7 separate regions of the Homo sapiens genome follow, and all the other regions are linked to region 5. Evidence: chromatin contacts called from ENCODE Hi-C or POLR2A ChIA-PET data. All regions are on one chromosome and are shown on one strand. The core of a region is the stretch at or near the end of the contact, and the rest is flanking DNA. Distances in the headings are between cores, read along the strand shown.

Region 1 (2,700 bases), core at 187-2,686, 830 kb after region 5:
ATCTTAAGAGTGGCAATACCAAAAGGCTACTATTGCCCTAAGCAAACTTCAACAGTTAGCCATTTTAAATAAATACTACTGAATTAAGTAAAAATCGCTCTCCAGGGAAACCCCAAGGGTCTCATTCTCAGCCCAATGCAGATGGGTAAATTATCCAAGAACGACTGCTCTGAGAACGAGAAAGGCTACTCCTTTCCAGATGTCAAGCCAGACAGCAAAGAACCCTTTATACATAAGCTGAGAGCTGGAGATTACTGTCTGAAAATGGCAGCTTTGCCCATCTCTAGTCCATCGTCTCCCTTTTGGCATTATTCCACATTTTTCACTAACCATTTTTCTGCAGTCAGAAAACTTTAAGAAGGGAAGGCCGTTTTAAAAATGAGGCATAATTATGCCAACAGCTTGCGGGTTCATGGACCCACAAGAATTGCCAAGACTAGACTCAATTCCAAGCACGAGGACTGTCTGTTACTCCACAAACATGCTTAGATCGAATCCGAGACCGCAAACGGCTGTAACATGGAAGGAAAATATGTAAAAGAGGCACAAGGGCTCTGCTGCAACACTCACGCCATTTCCACCCTCCTCTCGCTGAGCACTCGAGGTTTATCCGGCTTTCAACTCAATTCGCACGTTAAGATGGTGACTCCCGCTAGGCGAGACTTACGCGGCCCGGGACCTTCCCGGGGACCAGGCGCCTTCTCGAGTGCCCAGATGGAGAAACTGGGGCTGGGCGAGCCCCCTTTGTCTCATCTATCAGCCCAGAGAAAGGAAGGAAGAAGTGAGGGAGGAAAGGAGTGAGGGAGGAAAGGAGGGAGGGAGGAAGGGGGCTAATCCCTCCCAGCCCCGCAGCCTGCGCAGGGGCGGGGAGCGAGGGGAAGCACCCGGGCCCTAGACCCCGGCGCCCCGGAGGGCAGCGTGCGGCGCCGGGCGCCCTACCTCGTCCTCCTGCTCGCTCCGGAAGCACAGGCACGCCGCCCGCTTCTTGAAGCCCTCGCGGTCGTAGGTCCGCGTCTGGTTGGGCTTGAACTTCATCATAGAGGCGGGCTCCTGCTGCTGCTGCTGCTGCTCCGGCCGCCGCCGTGGGGGCCCGGCCGCCGCCACCCCGCCGGGGAGTGGGGGCGAGGGCGAGTCGGGCGCAGGAGCGCCCGGGAGCGCTAGTCGGTGCGGGAGGTGCGGCGAGGCCGGTCAGTCCCGGGGCCGGCGGCCGCTCCGACGCGGGCGGGACGGGACGCTAGCGCGGGTCACTGGAACCAGGGTGCCGAGATGAAAGCTCCGCCTCTGCCCAGTTGTCCGCCGCTCTCCATGGAGCCCGACTCCCGCTCGCCTCCGCTCCCTCCGGCCGTAGCCGCCAGGGGAAGGGCGGCTAGAGGCGCGCGCCACGCGGAGACAGTTGCGAAGACCCGCTCCCACTGAGCAGCAGCACCGCGGCGACCGCGCGCCGCCCCCTCTGCTCTGTTTAAATGAAGCCCACATGCGCCCCGCCTCCCCCGCGCGCCACTGCGCCTGCGTGCAGAGACCATTGCAATGGGGTGGGTGGGTAGGTGTGGCGGGGGAGGTAGGGGCGGGACCTCGGCCGCCCGGTGGGCGGGGCCGCGCGCACTCCCGGGCTGGAGTTCGGCGAGGCCTTGGGACTGGCGCTGGAGCCCAGCGTGGGATGACCGTGCCCCGAAAACATGCCAGTGAATGGAAAGAAGCCAAGGTCCCCTCCCTCCCTGCTTATACCCTCAACTTTGCCAATGAGGACCCTAAATACCAGCTGCACTACAGGGGATGTAACTACATACACCGTCACCAAAGTTGCAGCCTGGCCAAGAAATGCCAGGGGACGTCGCGGCGATTGCAGACTCCGCGGTGACTGTGTAGATACGTCCAGAATTCGCCCTTGTAGCGCGGGGAGAGGCGAGAGTGAAGGCCTAGAAAAGTTAAGACGTTAACTGTTTTTTTTTTCTTTGTTTTCACAAATGGGGGGTAGGCAAATTTCCTTTTTTTTTTTTTGTATTTAAATTTTTAATCTTTGGTTGGGGATGGCTTGTATTATTTAAAGAGTCAACTCTAGCTTAAACGTTTCTTTGAAGCTGTCTATAACATCCCCCACTTTGTGCCACCTTCCGGAAAGTATTAATACTGGCAATGGCTAATAGTTGCGAAATGGTTTTCATGTGGATCTCATGCTAAGTAACAGCGCAGCTGGATGCTGGGGCCACAGCACTAAAATATAATGGGATTTCTGCTATCTGGGAGCTTACAGTACCTTGGGGACTTGGAACAAACAACCTCTACACTTCAGAGTGTTAGAAGGGCTAAGATAGGAGCCAGGAGGCCTGATCTTAAGGTAGCTCGAGAAACCCAAACTCAGGCCATTCTGCCCTTCCACAGAGGCCCAGGTTGCTTGGGTCCTGACTTGGTTGGTTGGTTTTTCACCCCTTGAGGGCCTATTGTGTGTCAGGCACTGGCATCTAACAAAACCAGTCAGCCCCTGCCTCTCCAGGAGCGTAGGCACCTGAGAGCACACCGTCAAATATTAAATGATCACACGTGTACACGTAAAACTACAAATGTAATGGGCTCTAAGGTTTCAGACAAAGATTTGACCAGATCTGCAGTCAGAAAAAGATTATTGGGGCAGCAAGGCAGGAGCTGAGGGCTGAAGGAGGAGGAGCTAAATTGACCAAGAGCTTTCAAGGCAAAGGGAACTGG
Region 2 (2,700 bases), core at 134-2,633, 670 kb before region 5:
GCTCACGTCTGTAATTCCAACACTTTGGGAGGCCGAGGTAGGTGGATCACCTGACGTTGGAAGTTCAAGACCAGCCTGGCCAATATGGTAAAATCCTGCCTCTACTAAAAATATAAAAAATTAGCTGGGTGTGGTGGTGGGTGCCTGTAGTCCCAGCTACTTGGGAGACTGAAGTGGGAGAATTGCTCAAACCCAGGAGGCAGAAGTAGCAGTGAGCCGAGATCGCGCCACTGCACTCCAGACTGGGCACGACAGAGCAAGACTCCGTCTCAAAGAAAAGAAAAAAAAAAAAAGAACATTAAATTGATTAGATATCACATTTGCAAAGCAAAGAGTATTAATTAGAAGGAGCAGGAAGAGGTAATGTTGTAGAAAGCAGCACAAGTAGTGTTAAAACAAGGCGCTGTGGTGAGATCACACAAACCAATGAAGTGGCTAACACTGTATCTCCAGGTTAAGATTTCTTACAATGCTGAGCAAGAATACTGATACTCTAATACTCACATAGTAATACTCTAAATCTTGAACTTTACTTCTGGCTAGGCCTTTAATGCATCTATTTAGTCCAAGTTGTCATTTTACTGATGAGGAAGCTAAGGCTCTGAGATGTCAAGTGACTAATCTATGACAAAAGCTCACGTTTTTACTTCCAGGAACACCTTTACACAGTTGCACCTTTTCTATGAAGCAGAGGAGGGCAGTATTGCATGGGCATTAAGTGAGAGGGTCCTCGTGTCAGACTGCCTGAGTTGAAATCCAGGCTGTGCCACTAACAAGCTGTATGATCTCGGGCAAATGACCTGCCCTCTCTGAGCTCGAGTATCTCCCTCTAAAAAAACCATAATATCCCAGTACGTACTTCATAGAGTTGTGTGGATTGAAATGATAAGACAGGTATGGCTCAGAAGTACACTTACTAACATTGTTATTTTCCCAAAGAAAGGCAAAAACATAAAAGCTCAATCAGAAGAGATTATATATCCAGGGAGGAAAAAACCCACTGCATACAGATCATAAGATAAAGTAAAAAAGGGACATAGCAAGTGTCATTAATTGTCGTTTCTTACATTTCCCCCTCACACATCAGTCACTCCTCCCCCTATCTGTGCTGATAGGCACCAAAGAGAAATCCAGACAAAATGTTTTTATTCATTAGATCATTAAGGTACTTCGTGTAATATTACGGTCTCTATAGTGCTGCTGACAATCAATGTTAGAAAATTATAAAGGTATTTCTTTGGCAGTGGTGATCTGCCAGAATAACTGGCATAAAGGCAATGCCAAAGCTGAAACACTCATGAGAAGTGTTTACCCGGCACAAGCCTTTGCATTCCCACTGCTGTCTGCCTGCATACCTGTCACAGCCGCTTTGGAAACACAAGCGTCCTTGGATGCTTTTCAAAGGATCCTCTGACAAACAAGAGATATTTTTTTCTACACAAAATTCAGGCTGCCTTGAGTTCCGTGCTATTTGATTTACTTTGTTCAGCAGTCGAAGCAGAATAAAATCAGATTTCTTCCTGGAAGACCTTCCCACATCATTCCATCCTGTTCTTGCGGATTTAGATCCTGCATTCTGAGCTCAAGGGTGTGCAGCGTTTTCATGATCTGGGGAATACATTTTTCCCCCTTCTCATTTTTTTCCCGCAGAAGCATTAGCATTTGGGGATGGGCTCCCGTGTTGTTTGGAAAAGTTGGGGTGGAGGTCGATTGTGAAGAGAAAGCTGTGCACACAGGGGACTGCTAGGAAAACCCGTGGGTTTCGCTGGAATGGGGATGCTGACCTCTTCCCCTGCCGAGCTCCTTCACCTGAATGAGACCAGACGGTCTCTGTTCCACGGTGTTTCCTCCAGCCCCGGGTGGATCTGCTGTTTACCGCTCTTAACTCTCTTCCCACCCCTCCTCGGAAAGCTTTATGAATGCTCAGGACTTTCAAAAAACAATCGCAGAATCTAAAGAATGGTAAAGGGCCGACGCACTGGCTCACACCTCTCATCCCAGCACTTTGGGAGGCCGAGGCTGGAGGGTCGCTTGAGGCCAGGAGTTCGAGACCAGCCTGGGCAAAATGGCGAGACACCAGTCTCTACAAAAGAATAAAAATACAAAAATTAGCCGGGCGTAGTGGAGCACTCGCCTGTGGTCCCAGCTACTGGGAAGGCTGAGGCGGGAGGATCGCTTGAGCCTGGGAGAATCGCAAGGCTGCAGTGAGCCGAAATCGCGCCCCTGCGCTCAGCCTGGGGGACAGAGCGAGACCCTGTCTGAAAAATTAAAAAGAAAACGAAGAGTAGGAACGGACATTAGCGGGCCACCTTCCCATCCCATGGGGAGAATTTTAAGGTGGTACTTTTAAGGCGGGTGAGAATTGCCATCTGCGCTCTCCGCCAATCCACTCTTGCTCCGCAAACTTGGGGTCCCTGTAGGGTGGGCCCAGCTTTCACCCCAAAGCTTCTCCAGCTCAGTTCTGGGGGCCGCGGGGCAGGCATCGGAGACTCGCTCCGCTCCTGGTGGGGCCAGAACTCGAGGAAGAGGAGAGGGGCGAAGCGGCCCGAGGAGGCGGGGACGCTGCGACGGCGGCAGAAAGGCCCCGGGGCCCCGGAGCTCCGCGAGCTCAGTGCGCCCTTGGCCGGCTCCGCGCCTCCGCCGCAGCCCGGGAGAGCCCCGGGGACCCCGCGGCCAGCGCTACCCCGCCCCGCCCCCGCC
Region 3 (2,700 bases), core at 52-2,551, 550 kb before region 5:
GTTGGCCAGACTGGTTTTGAACTCCTGACCTCAAGTGACCCACCCACCTTGTACAAATACATACATATTATAGGAAGAATTAGAAAACAGATAAGCACAAAGGGAGTTGGGGGGTGGGGGTTGGAATTGTATAATCCCACCATCTGTAGATAATCACTGCTGAAGTTCAGGCATACACAGCCTTTGTGGTAAACTGACCTAAGCCAGTTTAGTGGTTCACAGCTAATAGGTTATGTATGGTTGATACCAGGAGCCTCCAGTGATGACAGATCTCTACTCCACAACCTCTGTAAGGGTGAAAGGAGAAAGCAAGAGCAGTTCTCAAACCAATCCTGCTACGGGGACAAACATGCATGACCAAGCAGGCACACAGCCTGTGCTGTAAACTGCGCTGGAGAGGCCCAAGCTCCCAGCTTTCAGCCGCTTAGACAAACACCTTGCATGAAAGGCTCTCCTGTGGCCTGTGCAGCAGCAGTGTTGTAGCCATAGCATTGAGCTAACTTTACTTAGAGTCACGCAGGCCACAGAATCCTCCATAACGTAAGACTGGAGGGATGGAGGCTGCTGGCGTTGCTGAATTCTCACACCCTGGTCATAAGAAGGCGGAGTGGCCTGTACAGCATTTCCAGCTGATCCATATACAGCAAGTCCTCAAATGATGTCATTTCAATCGGTGTCATTTCATGATCACCTTGATGAGAAAGTCTGTTCCTGGCTGGGGCCCCTGTCTGTGTGGAGTTTGCACATCCTCCCACATCTGCATGGGTTTTCTCCAGGTCTCCCAATTTCCTCCTACATCGCAGAGATGTACATGTTTGGTTAACTGGCATGTGGTCCCAGCCTGAGTGAGAGAGAGAGAGCGTGTGTGTGTGTGTGTGTGTGGCAGGGGTGTGTGTGGTGGGGGTGTGGGTCTGAGTGCACCCTGCTAGGGGATGTATCCTGTCCAGGATGGGTCCCAATGTTGCAGCCTCAGCTGCCGGGACAGGCTCCAGCTACCCTTGACCCTGAAACAGGAATAACTGGGCAAATAATTATCTTCCTTGTGTTTATTAACCTTACTTAAATGTATGTATAGCTCACATGTATTTCAGTGTTTAATATTATAAATGTTTTGGTTTTTATTTAGAAGTTTTGTGATTTTTTTTGTGATCAGAAATATGCCATAAGAACTTAGCTCTTGTTGATCTCAATTAGCCTGTGGCAAAATCAGTTTCACTATATGTTGTTTCACTGAAAGTTGCAGTTTCCTGTTGATGACATGAAGTGAGCCCTTACTGCACTGTCGTGCATTGCTTAACAACAGGGATATGGTCTGAGAAATGTATCGTTAGTCAATTTTGTCATTGTGTAAACATCATAGTGTACTTATACAAACCTAGATGGCATAGCCTACTACACACCTACACTATATGCTGTAGCCTGTTGCTCCTAGGCTAAAAACCAATACAAAGTGTTACCATACTGAATAGGCAGTTGTAACATGGTGGTATTTGTGTATTTACACATATCTAAACAGAAAAGGTACAGTAAAAACACAGTGGGTTATAAAAGATTAAAAATGGCACACCTGTATAGGGCATTTACCATGAAGGGAGTTTATAGGACTGGAAGTTGCCCTGGGTGAATCAGTGAGTGGTAAGTGAATGTGACCACTCACACAAGTGTAAACTTTAAACGCTGTATACTAAGACTACACTATATTCATTTAAAATTTTTTCTTTAATAATAAACCTTAACTTACTGTAACTTTAAAAATAAATTTTAAGAAACTTTTGACACGTTCATAATAACACTTAGGACACAAATATATTGGATAGCTATACAAAAAATAGTTTCTTTATATCCTTATTCTGTAAGCTTTTTTCTATTATTTATATTTTTACTGTTTCAATTTTTTGTTATAAACTAAGACACGAACACACACATTAGCCTTGGCCTACACGGGGTCAGGATCATCAGTTTCACTGTCTTCCACCTCCACGTCTTGTCCCACTGGGAGGTCTTCAGGGGCAATAACACATTTGAAGCTGTCATTTCCTATGATAACAATGCCTTCTTCTGGAATATCTCCTGAAGGACCTGCCTGAAGCTGTTTTACAGTTAACCTCTTTTTTTCATAAGTAGAAGGAGTACACTCTAAAATAACAATAAAAAGTATAGCATAGTAAATACATACACTGGTAACATAGTTGTTTTATTATCAGGTATTATGTACTGTACATAGCTGTATGTGCTACACTTTACACAAATGGAAGAGTAGTAGGTTGGTTTCCACCAGCAACACCACAAACACATGAGTAATGTATTACGCTGCAGCATTATGACGGCTGTGAGTCACTAGAGGAGGATGGGAATTTGTCAGCTCCATTATAATCTTAAGGAGCCACCATTGTTTCTACACAGTCCATTGACTGAAACGTAGTTAAGCAGTGCATAACTGTATTTTGAACACCTATTTTCATCCAAAATAATTTCTAATATCCACTATGCTTATTAACAAACCGTCTGATGTTTATTAAAGATAAAGGCAGCCGAAGCCTTATAATAGCCAATTTTTTTGGAAATACCAATTTTTTGTTAAAGTCTTTCAAATGCTAAGCAACTGCCCCTAGAGTATAAATTAAGACTCATACACCTATATACCATACTGTTTGTGCTGGAGTATTTTAAAGAGAATTAGAGACACTTTTTCGATTTATA
Region 4 (2,700 bases), core at 189-2,688, 770 kb after region 5:
AAATATTTCTTATTGTTCTTAGTAGGTTTCTTGTATTCAGAGTTCCAGTTTCTTTAGTGCACTATTTTTTCTCTCTCATAGCTCAATGCCATTTCACAGGCCATTTCCTATGCTTGGCATACTCTTCCCTACAAGGTCAGGTAGGTTCTTACTCATCATTGAGGACTTCACTTATTTAAGAAGGCTTCCCTGAGTTCTCAAGCAGTTAATGCCTCTCTGCTAAAATAGCACCTTGGAGGAACCTGTATTACAGACAGCCCTTAACACATTGGATTGTAACTAATTGTTTACTGGTCTCTCTTCTCCATTGGAATCTAAGTTCCTGGAAGGCACGGTCAGTCTTGTCTTCATTTATTCACCATCTACTGTCTGTTAGTGTGCTAGGAAACACTGTGGTTAAGTAGTTAAGGGCCAGGTCTTGGCGGATCTGCCTGGGGACAAAACAGCTCCTTGGAAAAGGTTAACTATCTAAGCCTCATTTGTAAAATGGAAACAACACCTCCTCACGATTGCTGTGAAGATGAAGTAAAGTGCTTGCAAACAGTCCATCACACAGCAAACCATCCGTCATCAGGATAAAACGCTTCCCCAACAATTCAATTTTCGGGCACCCCCACTCTAATTCTCTCATAGGACCTCGCACTCTATAGGTAATCTCTGCTTTACGGATTACTCTGGGTTCTTTAAACCTCTCCTTGGTCATTCGTCCTGTTAACAATTCTGAGTCTCAACCTTTAGGTCTAGGCGTTCAGAACCATTCTTCCCGCCTCCAACTCGCTCCAAACCCTTTTCCTTCAGCCTACCCTGGGCCTAGGGGCGTGTCAGAGGTCCGATTTATACAATTTAAACATCAAAACTCCCCCAACAGCGTGTGAGTAACTGGAGAGACCCCCAGTCAGAGCTTTGCCACCGAGTTTCGGTCTTGCCCTCCCTTTGAGGAAGGAGCAAGACGATGAGCCCCACCTCAGTCGTTCACTGCAGAGCCAGCAGGGAACGCGCGCAATGCAGGCTGAGCTGAAAGAACGAACGCGTGAGCTGAAAGAACGAACGCGTGAATGAATGAATGGGATACGTCGTAGGCCAGGCCTCTGTTACGTCGTCCACCGGCGCGGGCGTGGCCACGGTTAAGAGAGACGCGCGCGCAGTCGCGCGCGGGTCGTGCCGTACCACCGTCGCGGGCAGGCTCGGCCACGAGCGCCAGAGCCCCGCGCCTCCCCTCGCGGCCTGTCCCAAGTCCCTGCCCCGCAACAGAGCGTCACTTCCGCCATCCCCGGCAGCGGTTGGGGCGGGGCGCACGGGGGAGGGGGCCAGGTCGGAGGGAAGCCCGCCCGTGCCCGAGCCCGCGCCCGAGCAGGGACTACATTTCCCGAGGGGCCTCGGCGGCGGCTGCGGCGACGGGCGCGGCAACGTCCCCCGGAAGTGGAGCCCGGGACTTCCACTCGTGCGTGAGGCGAGAGGAGCCGGAGACGAGACCAGAGGCCGAACTCGGGTTCTGACAAGATGGCCGGGCTGCCCCGCAGGATCATCAAGGTAACCGCCCAGGCCGGCCTCCAGCTCTTCGCTCTGCTCTCGTCGGCTCAGCTGGGCAGGCAGCGCGGCCTCTCGCCTCCTTCGGCCCGCGGCCCGCTCTGGGAGGCCCGAGGCGGCGCGGAGAGGGGTTGGCCGCGGCGGCGAGGGAAGTCGGGTGCTGAGGAGGGGGCGCCGGGGAGACTTCCGGCCGCGGCGGGGCAGCCGGACAGCGGGGACCCGGGGCTTCCAGGCGGCTGCCCGGCGGGCCAGGGAGTGCTGTCCCACGCCCCGGCGGAGGGTGGGGCGGCAAGGCTGGGGGTCTCTGGGCTTGGGCGCGGGCCTCCATAGCTTCTGAGACCACCCCCCCGCCGGAGGCCGCGGGCGCGCGGGAATCGCGGCGGGGCTCGGGCGCCTGGTGGGGATTGTGGCCCGACAAGGTCCCTCGGCAGCCAAGCCCCTCTTCTCCGCCCCGACGGGGCCGCGGAGGTGCGGCAACCGCGGGTGCAGAATGAATGAACCGGGAGGGTCAGGCCGGGCGGGGCCCTGCGCCCCGGGAAGTGGCTCTGGGAGGCCCGCGCGTCCTGCCGCGGTCAGCACATGCTCGCCCCTGGTTGCCGCGGCTGCCTGGGTCCCGGGACGTGGGGGCCCCGCGCCCCGCTGCCCTTGCTTCCGCGATCTCTCTCTTCTGAATACGTTTCCGCTCGTTTATCTCTGCGAAGTGATTTTACTCTGGTTGGCAAACTCTTTCAGAGCTGTTCCGAGGAAATAGTTTTAACACAAGGCTGGGGGAGGGCCGCAGTTATGGGGGATTCTCTTTCTCTCTCCTCTTCTCTCCTCTCCTCTCTTTTTCGTAGATATGAGGCCTCGCTATAGTGCCCAGGCGGCTTCCAAAACTCCTGGCTTCAGAGATCTTCCTACCTTGGCCTCTGTGGGGGATCTCGTGAAATCTTTTGCCCCTCAATTTTGTGCGTTTTAATTATTAATTGGCTGTTTATGAATACTGTGTTTTGACAAGTATGTATGGAACCATGACATTTTCGATTCTTTGATTTTGTAAAGTCTTAAGGAAATATCGACAAGTCTTCAGACGTGAGATATTCCTTGTCATCACAACAACTAAACCTTAAATTTTTGTGTCGGTTTTTATGAAGGAAATTAGTTGCACATTTATGTGACTAAATGCGCCAGTTA
Region 5 (2,700 bases), core at 51-2,550:
AGGTATCTCGTTGACCATGAATCTGAACCTCTTTTTTCTTTATTTTCAAAAGCAATATGTATTTCTACAACATTAGAAGTCCAACTTTTCTTCCAGTTCAACCATTGAGGGTCATCTTCAGCTCCACAAGACGACAAACTCCATGAGAGCAGGCCCATGATGTGACTTGGTTACCGCTGTATCCCCAGCACCTTGCAGAGTGGATGGCATCTGGTGGGCACTCAATATTCGTTAATGAGTGCTAAATGAATGGAGTGCTATCACTAAGCATGTTTGATTGCTAATGGATATTTTACACACAGAAGAAATTTAGCATCCGCTGTGCAAAATGAGACAATACAACGAGGACAAATTAAAATCTTTCCTCTTACCTTTTCTTTACTGCTTCGAATTATCTGAATTTTAGGGCACTTTTTTGCTCCAGACGAAATATCCAGCCAGTTTTCTAAGTTCTCTGAATGTACACAATCTCCTTGAAAAGTGCACCTAAAAAAACGAGGCAACAAAACAGCGACCCCATACGTGTGTTAGTTAAAACAGCGACCCCATACGTGCATTAGTTAAAACTTTCTTATACTTGGCTTCAGTACAAAATGCCAGACCTTGTACAGTGGATTATTGATTTGAGCGAGAATAGGAACATGATGCTAAAACCATGAAAAGCAACAAGAAAACAGCAGAGCATTTTTTTCCATCATGTCTAGGAGCAAAGAACAAATGTAGACAACATGGTGAACTTCGACTCCTGAGCCATCTCTCAAGATGACATCGCCAAATATATCTGAAACACATCCTCCCATGGATTCTGAAATAGGGAGCTCCCTTTTAGAAATGCCTAGCAAAGAACAGCTCAAGGAAGAGTTCACATATTGTATAAATTTTAGGTTTGCTATTCATTCTCAGAATATCAACCTATTGTGTAACTTGATTTTGTTTAAAAATAATAACAAAGTTACTATTTTGTGCTTTGCAGTATGATAATTAAATAGAAAAATTTCAAGGGCAGAGTCTGCCTAAGAATTTGATAAGACATTCCATAACCATCTGCTACATACCATTTATTTAGACAGATACCAAATTATATCAAAAGATATAGGTGAAACATTTTTCCAGGGCCATTTTCCCAAGTCAGCCAGCTCAGAGGCTGACCCAGATAAGTCTTAAGCTGTGGCCAGGGCCAACTACTTTGATAAAGAGATGCTCAGAAGCTGAGTGGTGAGATCACTGGCTTGCTTGATGTGTCAGTCACTCTAGGTCACACTAACTTGGGAACCCTTGCCTCACCAGACGGGGCACCAACCTGGCAAGAAGAACAAATACCAACAGCACGTTATCGCCAAAGGGTGTTGGACTCCACAGATATTCCATTGAATAGCATCAAGGAAAGAACGAAATATTTCTAGTACTACACCTCCTCAAGGCTGAAGATTAAAATGCAGGGGTGGTAAACCAGTGATGGTGAATTTTTAAAAGAAACTGAAAACACATGAATCATGAGATTGAAAAGCAACCAAATGATGACCACATTCAGCTACGGGGAGTCCCGGAGGGGATCCGAGCGGAATGAGGAATGGATGGGCCCAAACAGTGTATTTGGCTTCCTAAAGGTTTTATTTTTTCTCCTTTCTCTACTCTCTCTCTCTTTCAATTCTTAAGAATTTAGGCCTCATGGCTTCATCTTTGAGCTCTGTGTTAATTTGAATATGGCAAAAATAGAACAGGAAGTCAGTGAGTTTCACTAAACGTCATCCCCAAGCACAATACCTTTAGCATGTCACCGGCTTCTGACATTTGGGGAACCCTGCTCCCAATAAGCACATCTGTGTTCCACCTCCCACTACATCTGTGTCAGTTTCTTCTCCAACATTATAACCATGGGGATTTTCATCGGCAATTCTCCAAAGCCATAAATTTATCTGACCCTTGATGGCTAGCTCATCCGTCAAAGACATTAAGTTCAAATTAAACCGCCTGTCAATGTCAGAGAGAGTTTGCAACGGAGAGACAAGCACTGCTGGATTGAAAAACAGAATGACGAAGCTGGTTCTTTCGGTTGTATCTGAAATAGATCATGACTGTCAAAAACTCCCTGCCTCTCATGGGCACTCCGGTTTGTGTAAGGCACTTCCTCTGCCTATAAGAAAAAAAAAAATAAGCCAATTCCGAAGAGACTGGAGTACAAATATTTTTGTTGGCTCTTAATGCTGCCTGGGAGTCAAAGCCTAAGGCTGCCAAAAAAACAAGTGTAAAATATTTCATACAAATAGTGCTACAATTTGCCAATTTGTAGGCAGAAAACAGTAGTGCCACTGAGTTATCACTCCCTTTTCTGAACTCCTATAGCATTTCTTGTCAGAAGTACATATTTCGGTATTTAATCATATGCTGCCTCGAATTACAACTTAACTATTTCATAAGTCTATCTCAGTTCTCCCCAAGTAAGCTCTAAGCTCCTCAAAGAAGGGAGAAGGTCTTTAATATTTCTTTAGCAAATCCCTCAGTGTCTGGCAGCATGATATGCAAATACTAGGGTTTCAATAAATATTTTTGAATGAAAGGATGAAATATGAAATCTCTATAGGTCTTTTCTGTTGCTGATTTTTCTTTCTAGAGTTTTAATTCATGTCTGACTCCTCCTCATGCCAAAGAGACTATTTTTAAAACAAGCAAAAAGTTTAAATCTGGGGACAAATTGGGGGT
Region 6 (2,700 bases), core at 117-2,616, 640 kb after region 5:
AAGGGATGGGGCTCTTTCTCCCCAGATCCTGGAGGACGGATGACAAAGTCCCTCGCAGCCGCGGTCACCCACTGATCGCCTACAAAGAGAAAGCGGGAGGTTGGGTCAGTCCAAACTGGACCCCTGCGGCTGGGGTGGGGGTGGGGAAATAGACGTGGAAAATCCCAGGGACTCCTCCGCCTCTACGTTCCTGCACCATTTAACCCCAAGCTTCCAGTTAGCGCCCTGGCCCAGCTCTAGAGAAAAGATAAAGAGAGCAGAGATCCAAGATAAAGTTGGCTGAAGAGGTGGGGGGCGGAGGTCAGGAGGAGGGTGAACAGGGTGTCTTCCCGCCCAGGGTCACTAGCTGAAATCAAAGACTGGCGACCTAGGAAGAGCAAATAGTCACCTGCAGATCCAGTGGGAATAGGCCCTTGTCAAGGACAAGTAGAAAAAATTAAAAAGGAAAGAACAGGAGAGATTCCCCAAATTGGCATTCCGGTCTCACACCTGGCGCAGCCCGAGGGCCCCCAGGAAGAAGCACCCACACAAACTTGGTTCTCCGCCCTAAAGCGCTGCGGGGCCCCGAGGCACCAACCCGGGGTGCGGAGGTGCGGGAGCTGCCGCATCTCCGCCCGGGAGGCTCCTCGCTCCCCTCCCCCCGCTTCCTGGTGCCCGCTCTGGCGGGGTTGGGGGTGCCGCGGCGGTCGCTCCCGGACCAGGATGGCTGCGGTGGTTCTCGCCGCCGCGGGCGCTGTCGAGGAATCGGCCCGAGCGCGCAGCCCTCGCGGGGCTCCGAGGCGAGGCCGGGGCCGAGCGGGCGGTCGCGAGCGCTGCGGAAAATGCAAACCACCAACGCCGCGCTCTTACCTCGACCTCGGCCGCGGCCGCCGCCGCCGCCTCCGCACCAGGCAGCCTCCTCAGCGGACATGGGGCGGGGGGGTGGGGGGAAAAGGGGAGGTGGGAGGGGCCCGGGAGAGGAGGGGCGTCTGCCCTTGTTTCCCCCGTTAACGTTTAATTTGGGAACGAGATGCCCGGGGATGCAACCAGCCCCGCGCTCGGAGGCGGCGGTCGGAGTTCCGTGCGCAGAGGGCACACAAAAGCCTCGAGGATCATTGCCTCGACCCCATCCCCCACCGCGCGGCGACGCCCCCTACGGGCTGGGACACCTCCACTCTCGGACTGCTGCCGGGTTTCCCTCCGGCTGCGACCCTGGAGGTGGGAAGGAGAGAGGGAGGGAGGGAGGAAGGAGCGAGGGCGGGAGGCAGGCCGGTGGGGAGGAGCGGGAGATCAGGTTATTAGGAGGATTATTAATTTGAATGGCAGTTTAGGGGAAATAAAAAAAAGAAACTCCAGACACTTCCAGACGCCGAGAAGGGGCTGGAGAAAGCAGGCAGCAACGCTAGGCCGCGGGGCAGAGCCGCGGTTCGGACTCTCTCTTCCCCGGCGCTCCGAGCTGCGGAAGCCCAGGCCGTCCGCCGCTCCCCGGCGCACGCGGCCGCGCCTCGCCGCCCTCCCCGGTAACTCTCCTCGGGGCGGAGCCTTCGGGCTTCCCCCACTACCGGTACCTGCCGCGGGCGCCCGAGCTGCGGGCACGGGGTATCCTGAGGCTGTGCACCCGGGACCCCGGCGCGCACTGTCCGCGGGCCACGCGGTGAGGGTGGCTGCGGGCGAGAGGGCTCATGCTTCAGGGGAAGCCCAAGGCCCGCCAGCCGCGGCGGCTGCGACGAGACTTGGCAAGAGTTAAACGTCGGTCCCAGGAGCAGCGAGTGCGCGCGACTTCCCAGACCGACGCGCCTCCCTTGCTCCCCGCCTCCCTCCCCAGTCAGCGCTCCGCTCGCGCCCCGCCCGGCTGCTGCGGAGGCGGCTTTCCAGGAACTTTCCAGGAATCGGCCTCACGTGACCGCGGGCCCCGCTACTGCTTTAAAGAGGCTCGGTCGCAATACACAGGCTTCAGGGAAGACCGGGTGAGAGCGCTCGGGTGCAGGGCGGGCGGTGTGCACGCCGGGGTCGGCCTGCCTCTGGCCCCACACCCCGGGGTGCTCGGGCGCAAGCTAGAGATCTCCCCGGCCACCGGCTACAGCCAACCCCGTTTCGGCGGCCGGAGCCTGCCCCCTACCCGGGCCAGCTGAGCGCCCGGGTTCAGGGAAGGATAGCGATCCTTGGCCCTTGGCCTGCCACGGGGGTGGGTTCCTCTAAACATCCCGGCGGCGCCCCCTCGATGCGACCCTCCTGGCCGCACTTTTGCGGGGGGTGGGCGTGCAGGAGCGACTGTGGGTCCTCGGAAACCAGACTCTCCGGCTCTAAGACACATCGATGGCGTGGGGACGCCGTGCTCGTCCCGGTGCCCACGGCCGGGGACCGGAGGCGGTCCCCTTGATCAGGTCCTGGAAGGCAGCGAGCGGGAGAGCAGCGCCTCCTTAAGCGGCGCCGGCCGTCCTTAGTCCCCTCCCCCTGGCGCTCCGGCTCCTTGTCACCCGCACCCACCCGGCTCCTCCCTTCCTCCTCCCCTCTGCTCCAACGTCTCCGGTAGACCCGGCGGCCCGCCCGGGTCACCTGCGCCGGCTGCTAAGGGGGCGCCCTTACCTGCGCGCCCGGAAGGGGCTTGGTGACTGGCCTCGGTTCCCTCAGTCCGGAGAGTGTCTCTGCCATTCCCTGCAGGGCTGACGCCCCAGGGCTGGGATTCGGAAGGATCTCGGCACCTCTACCCTACCTGGGATT
Region 7 (2,724 bases), core at 71-2,570, 890 kb before region 5:
ATTAAACCCCATCTCTACTAACAATACAAAAATTAGCCAAGTATGGTGGCAGGCACCTGTAGTCCCAGCTACTCAGGAGGCTGAGGCAGGAGAATTGCTTGAACCCAGGAGGCGGAGGTTGCAGTGAGCGAAGATCCCACCACTGCACTCCAGCCTAGGTGACAGAGAGAGATTCTGTCTCAAAAAAAAAAATTTTTTTTTTAGAGATGGGGTCTCCATATGTTCCCCAGGCTGATCTTGAACTCCTGAGCTCATGCAATCTTCCCACCTTAGCTTCCCAAAGTGCTGAGATTACAGGTGTGAGTCACTGTGCCGGCCTATTTTTAAGAATACATAAACATAGATTTTTGTGAGTATAACAGGGAAAGATATTGCCAACACTTTTTGCACTTAGGTTAGCTACTGACTTTTTGTTCTTCTTTTTCTTCTTTCCCAATACCGTGCAGTTTTACTCTTGATTTACCATGCAAGGAAGTGGCTGAGAGCAGAGGCAACAGTATGCTAGAAGCACAGAGATTAAAATGTTCTTCTGAATAGAATAACAATGGTGAAAGTGCTTTGCTGATCATTTTTTAAGTGGCTATTTCAAATTGTTTTTAAGAACAACTAGTGCTTTATAGGTTATTAGGAAATTTGTAGGTGTCACTTAAAGGTTCTAACAAACCTATGAGGTAGGTGTAATCTCCTTCTAAAAATTAGGAAACTAAATTACAGAAAAATGGAGTTGCTGTCTTACGGATACATATTTGACACAGCCAGGATGCAAATCGAAGTCTTTTGCTTTTAAGTCCATTGTTATGGGCTGGGTGCAGTAGCTTACGCCTGTAATCAAGCACTTTGGGAGGCCAAGGCGGGTGGATCACCTGAGGTCAGGAGTTTGAGACCAGCCTGGCCAACATGGTGAAACCCCATCTCTACTAAAAATACAAAAAAATTAGCCAGACATGGTGGCATGTGCCTATGATCCCAGCTACTTGGGAGGCTGAGGCAGGAGAATCACTTGAACCTGGGTGGTGGAGGTTGCAGTGAACCGAGATCACTCCACTGCACTCCAGCCTGGGTGATAGAGCAAGACTCCATCTCAGAAAGAATGGAGGGAGGGCGGGAAAAGAAATCCATTATTATTTATGATACCACCTTGCCCCAGACCGGAACCTGCAGTGACTTAATATGTTGCCATAATGTAATTCAAGTGCTGAGGAAACCTGAAACTCTATGACTCATAAAAATACATTACTGAGTTACTGACTGAGTGGCGGAAGTGGGTATTTGGGAAGGTTTGACTGGTGAAGGGAGAGATGCCAATAGTCATAGCATGCTCCACTGCACAATCTAAATAATGAGACACTGTCTTCTCAGACCTAACCTTTGATCTAATAAAAATAGAAGCAAACGCTTTTGTAACACTTACTGTATGCCAGGCACCATCATAAAGACTTTATGTGTAGTACTTCGTTTCATCTTCACAGCAACCTGTAAGGCAAGTTGTCGTTATTATACCCATTCTATGCTGAGAAAAGCCACTCAGCTATACTAGCAGAGCCAGGATTTGAAACCAGGCAGTCTGTTTCCAATTGTCCATACCACTGAAATCAACTAGGATCTTAGGAGCAGGTGGAGTAGTGGCCAGAATCATTTATTACTCTGCATCAGTCACAGTGCTCATGTTTCGTTTTATATTTATTTTCTCTTTTAAGTTCTATGATAACTTTGTGGGGTGGATATTATCTTGATCTTCCAGATTAGAAAAATGGAGGCTCAGAGAGGTTCAATAACACATCTAAGGTTACACGAGTAGTAAGCAGTGGAGCTGTGATTTGAACCTAGGTGTTTCTGACAACCTTTATAATTTTGCTTACGTCCATGAATGTCAAGGACTCAAACCAAATGTCTGACTTCCCAAAATCAGAGGACCACAAGAGTCATCCTGGGGTGTGCTACTCCTCTGAAATGCAATGGCTACTGCTGCCTGACATACAGGATGACAGGAGAAGACAAATACCTGTGTCTAGGGTTTGTCAAATGCTTCGCAGCTAGCAGTCAGAACAAGCAAATTTCTTGGGGGTACCTGAAGCATCCACCAGATACCAATATTTAGAGAGTGCAGGTAAACTCTCAATCACTTAGCATTGTGACTTTTTCTTTTCTTTTCCTTTATTGTTGTTGTGTTTTTTTTTTTTTTTTTTTTTTTTGAGAAAGGGTCTCGCTCTGTCACCCAGGCTGGAGTGCAGTGGCACGATCTCGGCTGACTGCAGCCCCCGCCTCCCGGCTTCAAGCGATCCTTGTGCCTCAGCCTCCCAAGAAGCTGGGACTACAGGCATGCGCCACCATGCCCAGCTAAGTTTTTAATTTTTAGTAGAGACAGGGTTTCACCATGTTGCCCAGGCTGGTCTTAAACTCCTGACCTCAAGTGATCCACCCACCTCACCCTCCCAAAGTGCTGGGATTACAGGCGTGAGTCACCACGTCTGGCCATCTTTTTTAATTTTAAGATAGAGATGACCTTTCACCATATTGGCCAGGCTGGTCTTGAACTCCTGACCTCAGGTGATCCACCCCCACTCAGCCTCCCAAAGTGCTACAGGCAGGATTGTGTTCAGCCCTTTTTTCGTTTTTGAGGGATAGAGGAGTTTGAACAAAAGTTCAGAGAACAAGGCCGGTGCTAAGTGGCTCATGCCTGTAATCCCAGCACTTTGGGAGGCCGAGGCGGGTGGATCACAAAAT

What was found. A loop is a pair of places that touch in the nucleus more often than their neighbours do. ChIA-PET counts read pairs that join two places held with the same protein, here RNA polymerase II (POLR2A). Pooled maps may share reads with other maps.
Region 1: a map of naive thymus-derived CD4-positive, alpha-beta T cell shows a loop between it and region 5 (7-fold over the local background). The contact joins the promoter of NUDT4 here to the enhancer-like site in region 5. A Hi-C loop is called at or near these places in 1 of 168 maps with a recorded cell type or tissue (naive thymus-derived CD4-positive, alpha-beta T cell) and 6 of 50 pooled maps. POLR2A ChIA-PET finds 5 or more read pairs at or near these places in 1 of 52 experiments (GM12878).
Region 2: a map with no recorded cell type shows a loop between it and region 5 (12-fold over the local background). The contact joins two enhancer-like sites. A Hi-C loop is called at or near these places in 3 of 37 single-sample maps with no recorded cell type and 3 of 50 pooled maps. POLR2A ChIA-PET finds 5 or more read pairs at or near these places in 2 of 52 experiments (GM12878 and PC-3).
Region 3: a loop to region 5 is called in a map with no recorded cell type, with 4 times the contacts of the local background. The contact joins two enhancer-like sites. A Hi-C loop is called at or near these places in 2 of 37 single-sample maps with no recorded cell type and 5 of 50 pooled maps.
Region 4: a loop to region 5 is called in a map of B cell, with 5 times the contacts of the local background. The contact joins the promoter of UBE2N here to the enhancer-like site in region 5. A Hi-C loop is called at or near these places in 1 of 168 maps with a recorded cell type or tissue (B cell), 1 of 37 single-sample maps with no recorded cell type and 10 of 50 pooled maps.
Region 6: a pooled map shows a loop between it and region 5 (11-fold over the local background). The contact joins the promoter of SOCS2-AS1 here to the enhancer-like site in region 5. A Hi-C loop is called at or near these places in 1 of 37 single-sample maps with no recorded cell type and 10 of 50 pooled maps. POLR2A ChIA-PET finds 5 or more read pairs at or near these places in 1 of 52 experiments (Panc1).
Region 7: a map with no recorded cell type shows a loop between it and region 5 (20-fold over the local background). The contact joins two enhancer-like sites. A Hi-C loop is called at or near these places in 2 of 37 single-sample maps with no recorded cell type and 5 of 50 pooled maps.

Annotation. Positions count from the first base shown.
Region 1 is chr12:93,376,661-93,379,360 of GRCh38, reverse strand. NUDT4 (nudix hydrolase 4) reads right to left here and starts at 1,436. Exons shown (of 5, transcript NM_019094.6): 1 at 940-1,436. The coding sequence starts at 1,038. It overlaps LOC643339 (a long non-coding RNA gene), which reads left to right and starts at 1,625. Exons shown (of 5, transcript NR_040096.1): 1 at 1,625-1,924. RefSeq lists silencers at 805-1,104, 1,325-1,664 and an enhancer at 901-1,840.
Region 2 is chr12:94,873,779-94,876,478 of GRCh38, reverse strand. No RefSeq gene overlaps it. Among named protein-coding and RNA genes, the nearest start is that of MIR492, 41 kb to the right of the region's middle. RefSeq lists silencers at 2,445-2,544, 2,555-2,700. Within about 2 kb of position 1,383, at least 3 of the 41 ENCODE cell types and tissues checked have a DNase peak (open chromatin) inside an H3K27ac peak, as active enhancers do.
Region 3 is chr12:94,761,357-94,764,056 of GRCh38, reverse strand. No RefSeq gene overlaps it. Among named protein-coding and RNA genes, the nearest start is that of MIR492, 72 kb to the left of the region's middle. RefSeq lists an enhancer at 1,109-1,168 and a silencer at 1,489-1,538. Within about 2 kb of position 1,301, at least 7 of the 41 ENCODE cell types and tissues checked have a DNase peak (open chromatin) inside an H3K27ac peak, as active enhancers do.
Region 4 is chr12:93,440,685-93,443,384 of GRCh38, reverse strand. UBE2N (ubiquitin conjugating enzyme E2 N) reads left to right here and starts at 1,438. Exons shown (of 4, transcript NM_003348.4): 1 at 1,438-1,530. The coding sequence starts at 1,501. RefSeq lists silencers at 1,033-1,492, 1,573-1,782, 1,933-2,072, 2,103-2,222 and an enhancer at 903-1,540.
Region 5 is chr12:94,207,376-94,210,075 of GRCh38, reverse strand. It overlaps PLXNC1 (plexin C1), which reads right to left. Exons shown (of 31, transcript NM_005761.3): 5 at 372-486. Among named protein-coding and RNA genes, the nearest start is that of PLXNC1-AS1, 32 kb to the right of the region's middle. RefSeq lists enhancers at 1,368-1,627, 2,278-2,347. Within about 2 kb of position 1,300, at least 12 of the 41 ENCODE cell types and tissues checked have a DNase peak (open chromatin) inside an H3K27ac peak, as active enhancers do; they include B cell and GM12878, where a contact is called at or near this core.
Region 6 is chr12:93,570,064-93,572,763 of GRCh38, reverse strand. It overlaps SOCS2-AS1 (SOCS2 antisense RNA 1), which reads left to right and starts at 1,366. Exons shown (of 4, transcript NR_038263.1): 1 at 1,366-1,499. SOCS2 (suppressor of cytokine signaling 2) reads right to left here and starts at 89. Exons shown (of 2, transcript NM_001270471.2): 1 at 1-89. RefSeq lists silencers at 643-952, 963-1,012, 1,373-1,652, 2,023-2,212, 2,273-2,322.
Region 7 is chr12:95,101,912-95,104,635 of GRCh38, reverse strand. The region is part of intron 14 of FGD6 (FYVE, RhoGEF and PH domain containing 6); the gene reads left to right. Among named protein-coding and RNA genes, the nearest start is that of NR2C1, 30 kb to the right of the region's middle. Within about 2 kb of position 1,320, at least 4 of the 41 ENCODE cell types and tissues checked have a DNase peak (open chromatin) inside an H3K27ac peak, as active enhancers do.